Linked DNA regions of Homo sapiens: region 2 is linked to region 1. A link is a contact called in ENCODE Hi-C data. All regions are on one chromosome and are shown on one strand. Each heading gives the region's core, a stretch centred on a gene start or an enhancer-like site at or near the end of the contact. The rest is flanking DNA. Distances are from core to core; before and after follow the strand shown.

What was found. Hi-C counts contacts between places; a loop is a spot of excess contacts on that map. Pooled maps may share reads with other maps.
Region 2: a pooled map shows a loop between it and region 1 (30-fold over the local background). The contact joins the promoter of LRGUK here to the promoter of GCC1 in region 1. A Hi-C loop is called at or near these places in 4 of 50 pooled maps.

The regions. Positions count from the first base shown.
Region 1 is chr7:127,583,807-127,587,440 of GRCh38, forward strand. GCC1 (GRIP and coiled-coil domain containing 1) reads right to left here and starts at 1,790. Exons shown (of 2, transcript NM_024523.6): 1 at 345-1,790. The coding sequence starts at 1,376. The region is part of intron 1 of LOC105375490 (a long non-coding RNA gene); the gene reads right to left. RefSeq lists enhancers at 1-419, 138-1,138, 1,139-2,138, 1,859-1,908, 3,426-3,634.
Region 2 is chr7:134,126,021-134,128,589 of GRCh38, forward strand. It overlaps LRGUK (leucine rich repeats and guanylate kinase domain containing), which reads left to right and starts at 1,320. Exons shown (of 20, transcript NM_144648.3): 1 at 1,320-1,644. The coding sequence starts at 1,348. RefSeq lists enhancers at 1,173-1,222, 1,333-1,602.

The DNA.
Region 1 (3,634 bases), core at 540-3,039:
CCACTCTTCCTAGAGGCACATACCAACAGAAGACACGCTACCTTTTACTATACAGCTGCCACTATACTGCTTCATAGAGCACAGCTGGTAAGATGCCAATGCCCAGAAGTGCAGAGCTGTCTGGCTTCAACCCAGCCTACACTGAGAAGCTCCACATCCTCCTGGAAGCACATATGTCAACACCGCATAGAACAGGACTTCCCAGGTTCACTAGTGGAACTTCTCAGGTGGCATCAAAAATGACAGTATAGACACTTAGCTCTAACTAGCAAAGGAGGAAAAAAACCCTAATATTTCTCACTTCAGGTCAATGGCTGATGTTTGAAAGAGATATGGATAATTACCTTTCTCATTTCCTGCTGTAACTGAGCCTGGAAATGGCTCTTAAGGCGGGCAGCCTCTTCCTGAAGTTCTTGCAGCCGGGGATCTGGCTGATTCTTCTCATCTCGAATGGCCTGCAGTTCACTTTTCAGCTCCTCCACCTCACGGGTCAGCTGCTTGGTCTGCAGTTCAAATCCTTCCATCTGTTCAGCTGCATATGCTCGTCCTGCCAAGGCTTCTCGGGTCTCTTCTAACCTAAGCTCCAAGTCCTGGCGCTGGGTCCTCTCCTCCTGCAGCAGCTTCTGGAGCTCACGCAGCATCAAGGCATGGTCACTCTGCTCTTGGGCCCGATCATGCTGCTGCGTGATAAGCCGGGCTTTGGTTTCTGCTATTTGCTCCTGCAGCCCCTTCAATTCTCCCTCCAGGCGGGCCCTCTCCTCCTCCGCCTTGTTACTGGCATCCTCTAAGTCCTGTTTCATCTTTTTCTTGTCAGCCAAGTAAGAAGCCTCCATGCGGGACTTCTCCTGAGTGACTGTAGCCAAAGAACTGGTCAAAGTAGCCAACTGAGTCTTCAGCTGGTGCAGTCTTTTGTCCACCTCCCCACCTGCAAATGGCCCATCCCCACTGCTACTGCTAACGCCACTCTCGGACCAACTGGCCTCTTCGGACTTTGGAGGTGGTGGTCCACGGGCCGGTCTGTCATCTTCTACCCCAAACTCACCCTTGGTGCTGGTGAGACTGGCCGCAGTATCCAAGCTAGTGGCGGTCCCAGTGCTATCCTCGCTGTGAGTGGAGCACCGGTCATCCACAGAGTCAGGAAAGGTGAGGCCTGGAAGCTGGACACCTGCGAGGCCCACATCTGCCTCGTGGGATACCGACAGCACCTTGATGCTGGCCTCTAATGCCTCTTTCTCCTTCAGCAGGCTTTTATAGGCACGGACCACATCCTTGAGCCGTGCCTGGTACTGGAGAAGCTGCTTCTTCTGGGTCTCTATAGTCTCCAGCAAGTCCTTCTTGCTCGGGCCGCCCCCGAAATTCATCCCAAACTTCTCCATGGAGGGTCTGAACGGATTGCCCCACGTCAGCTTTCCAGCAGAACGGGAGAGGGCCGTGAAGACGCAGGCGGGGGCTTAAAGAAACAGCGAGCGGGCTGTCCGGCGGCGGGCCGCACACCTACTCCACCTAGTTATCCCGGACCTAATGCGGAACGGCCGGACGGACTGGCGAAAGCGGCCGCCCGGTCCCAGGCCCGGAGGGCTGGGGCGGATTCTACCCCGGAGGCGGGGCGACACTGGCACCAGAGGTGCGCACTGCCAGGGCTCGTTAGCGCTGGCCCAGAAGCCGCTCCGCACTCTCCGCTCGTCTGGGCCACAGCAGCCCGGGCCGGCCCCCTCGGCCCACGTCGGCCAGAGGGTTACGCTGAGCTCGGTCCCATCACGACATCCTAACTAAAGCTGCCTGCCGACAACGGCGCTTCCGTGTCCGCTGGAAGTGACGTCAGCGAGGCGCCGCAGGCTCCGCCCCCAGTGGGCCCAAGGTAGGCGGGGCCAAGTCGGCCGGTGGGTGGGCGCGGCCTGTTGAGAACGCAGTGGGGCCGCGAGCGGCAAAAAACAGGCTTGGGAAAGGCGAAGCCAGCAAAGTCGAAGACACCAGAGTGGCACCGGTTTTGTGAGAGCGCCCAAGCTTGACCTCGGGCTACGCTCAGCGAGCGACAGAGCAACGTCGCACTGCATTCTTACCAAACACCCAGGTGAACGACGCATCCAACGATTTGGGAGCTCAGGACCCATGGTCCCTAAAAGGCAACAATTAAGACTCCCATTTAGACCACGAAAACTGCAGTCCTCTATAGCACAGTGCTTGGTACCTAGTAGGCATACAGCCTAATAGTACCCTTCCTTAGTTCTGCTGAGTTGATTCCACAAATATTTACGGAGGGCACTCTATAGCCATGTCTATCCTGAGTGCCAGCTATATACCAGGAGCTCACAAGAGTTTTGCTATTTAGTCTTTACAGTAATTCTTGTAAGCACTATACTCATTAGCACTATTTTACAGATATGAAAACATGAGGCAGAAAGGTTATACGTAACATGCCCAAGGTCACACAGCTAGTAAGTTTAGGAGTTCTAATCAGTCTGATTCTCAACGTATCACGTGCTGTGCCAGATGGTAACACCATTAAGAGACACGACCTTGCCCTCAGGGAGCTCGCAATCTAGTGAGGAACCAGACATACAAATATGTCCTGCTATCACACCAGTATGTCTGGGTATATTCAAAGTGGTATGAAAGTTAAGAGGAAAGAGGCCTGTCTAGGTGAGGCATGGAAGGCTCTTGGGAATAATACTTTGGGATTTGAAGGATGAGTCGTGATTGTCCACCTAACCAGAGATCAGGGAAACTAGCATTCCAGGCAGGTGGAAAAAAATGCAAAGACCTGTAGGGTATCGGAGTTTGACTCACCCAGAAAGCATTCAGTAGCTTAGGGTATGTGAAGGAGGTGACAACAGAGGGGCTGGCACAATAGGTAGGGACCCAACTTATGGCATTTAAATTTTATCTTGGGTTATAGTAAGGCCCTAATGGATTTTAATCTGAAAAGTGGGATGTCATCAAGACTTGTATGACATGTTGGAGGGAACAAGGGGCAGGAAACCTGTGAGGAGACTTTCAGTCATGGGGAACAGAAGGTAGTGACAACAGAGATGGAAGCAAAGAGGCTGATAAAAGAGCTAAATGTAGAATTGACCTAACTTGGTGAACACTAGTTCTGTTATTATATTGGAACTCTCTAAAATGTACTCTTCAGCCTCGTAAAAGCCTTCTTAGGGATGCAAGTCTATGACTGAAGAGAAAAGGAAAGTCATTCACTCACTCATACCTGTTTCCCAAAGTCTGTCCTTGTTACAGACTTTGCAGATCAGGATGGGGCAGGCCCTGGAGGTCTGTTCAGACCCCGTTTCTCAGTGGCCCAAATAACATCAAGCTGTATTATACATAACATTCAGTCACATTATCAAATCATTTTAAGATTCACCATAACCCCTTAAGTTAGAACAAGTCTCATTTTATAGATGATGAAATAACGGAAGAGTTATGAGGAGTGCTGAAGCCAAATCCTCAAGAAATGGCAGAATTAAGATTTGAACTAAAGCCTGAAATCACGTGCTGGCAAGTGGTGGGTGCTCAGTAAATATCTGCTGAAAAAGCAAATGAATGAGTGAAGGTTTTTTTATTCCCAGCTCAGTTTACCTCGAGTCCATAAACAATTGATCCTAGAAGCCCACTGGGAATCCAGAGTAGACATAAC
Region 2 (2,569 bases), core at 70-2,569, 6.5 Mb after region 1:
AAAACGATCGAGATTTGCATTTTTACACTTTCTGCCTGATTCTTCCCTATGTCACTTAGCCGAAGCCAGGCCCTACGAGGGTAAGGGTGGGGAAAATTCCCTTGGAGGAATCTCTACTTATTGGAAAAAGAAATAAGCAAAAAGCAAGATGAGCCTGGCAGAAAGAGATATTTTGCTTGTGGCCTTTACATTTATGACTAGCAAGATAATGAAGGAAGGTAATTCTGAAAGCTTTATGTCAGTTTTAACGGTCCCTCAAGCACTGAGAAAGATAATCGTCAATGGATGGTGTCCATAAGGATTTTTTCTCCTTCTCCCCTGACAGCCATTGACAGGATCATTTTGTATTTGCAACTGCTGTCATTGAAGCGTGCAGAAAAGGCCCTGTAAGGCCAGAAGGATGAGGGCTACTTCCCTGCAAGGATCTCTATTGTCATCACTATGGCAATAATAGTTACTATAATTTTCATTCTGCTTTTCTATAGAGTGTCGACGTTGTGGAGCTTAAGGCTATGGGATTTGGGTCACATAAAATCACACTAGCATAAAATCGTGCTTTGTTATCTTGAAAGAGTATTTTTTTTAACTGCAAAGAGAGCCTGTGCAACAAGATTAAAATAATTGCCAATGCAGGTCACTTGACTAATATAATTATTTATGGGATGCTAATAGCTTTTCAGACGCTTTCAGATACAGTGTCAATTTGACAGCAGTTTTTTCTCTCTCTGTTTGGATTGTAAGACCACTGCCAGTTTTTCTCCCCAAGGACAAGGCTTATCATTGGGGGGTGGGGGTGGGGAATGTAAATTAATTGGAAATCAGCTCTCAGGCGTCGTCTGGTAGTTTCTCTTTATTATCTGCAATTAAATCATAAGGACAGGAACCATGCCTTCTATTTCACTTATATGCACCCTCATCTCCTAGCGTCGCGCTTTGCATAAATTTCAGTGGTACTAGCTTTCCTACAGACTGCTTTAGAGACATTAGACACTTCTAAAGTACGACTCTGCGGAAAGAGCCCTTTGGGAATGAAGCGGCAACGGTGGCGCACCTGCGATCCTATCGTGGGATGACAAAGCTCTAAGAGGGGTCTCAGGGTAGGGAGGAAACAGCTGGAGACAAAGAAAGGGGGTGTAGCGAAAAGAGGTGAAAACAGGAAAGATAAGCGAACAGAACAGACCAAAGAGAGAAAAATAACAGAAGAGACTGAGAAAAAGAAAAGTCAAGTGGAGCGCCCACTGCCCCGCCTGCAGAAGGCGAGTACGCGCGGAGGAGACTACAGGCCCCAGAATCCTCCGCGGTTCCCCTTGCCTGGGGTCAGTCTCCTAGGCAACCCCGCTAAACAAGATGGCGACCTCCGAGAGGGCTCTCCTGAGGACCAGAGCTGCCTCTCTCCTGAGAGGCTTGGGCAGATCCCGAACTGGAGCCCGATCGTTACAGTTTCGCGCAGAAAAAGAGCGTCAGCCTTGCTGGTCTTTTCCCATGGGGCAGAAGACGAAAGGCAGCTCTAACATAGCCTCCTCCTACCTGCTCCAGCAGCTCATGCACCGCTATCAGGAGCTGGACTCGGACGGAGATGAGGACCAGGGCGAGGGCGAGGCGGGATCCGAGGAGTCCTCAGAGTCCGAAATGCTGAATTTGGAGGTGTGTCTTCCCCCCCACCCCGTACTCCCTGGCTCCCTCGTCCAGCCCTGTTACTTCAGCGGCAGCTCCCCGATGCACCCCCACCAGCCCGAAGCTTCCCACACCTTCTCAGGCTCTCTCGCCTCCAGGAACGCCTCTTCCCCCTCTTTTCTTCCCCTGTCTTTTACCCCGTTTTCTCACCCCCTGCCTGAAATAGCTCTAAATAGTTCCTTTCTTTTTTCATTAACACATTTGATTTCTTATGAGTCGAGTTAACACAGCGTCACTTTGTAAGAGTGTCTAGATAATTGTCTGGGAATTATGGCTTTAGCTTTTTCAAAATTATACTTTGACAGTATTGTGAATAGGCAGAGTTCATCTCTGACATTGCCAGCACCTGTTGCCCATGGCTATGACATACTTCCACACTCTTCCTCAGTTCTAGTCCCGTCAGCCTCCCTCCAGGAAAAAAAAAAAAAAAAAAATCCGCTTTTGAAAGTGCTTCTTCAAAGACTAAGTGACTTAAAAGTTGAATACATTACTTCTGTCGGGGGCATATGCCTTATACAAGCAACATGCACACACACCAGAAAAGAGCCTTATAATGTTCGAACAGCCAGCTCATTGTGGGAATATTTTAGGATGTGGGGAATGTTCCCATCATCCCACCCATATTGACTGGGATGGCGGCTTCGCGTTTCACATGACTGCCATTCCCTCCTTTCTACAATATCTCTTCTGACCACCACACAATTCCTCTTCTTTCTTATGCTTATTATGGTCCTTTTCCTTTCTTAGTCCATTGTTGTCTTCTTGTCCTTTTCCACTTCTCATCACATCACTTCTTTTCTCTTGGCTTCTAATAAATTGCTTTCTTTCAAAAGCGTAATTTAATTTGCTTCCTTTCTATTTTGTTTATGTTTTTGAGATGGAGTCTGGCTTTGTC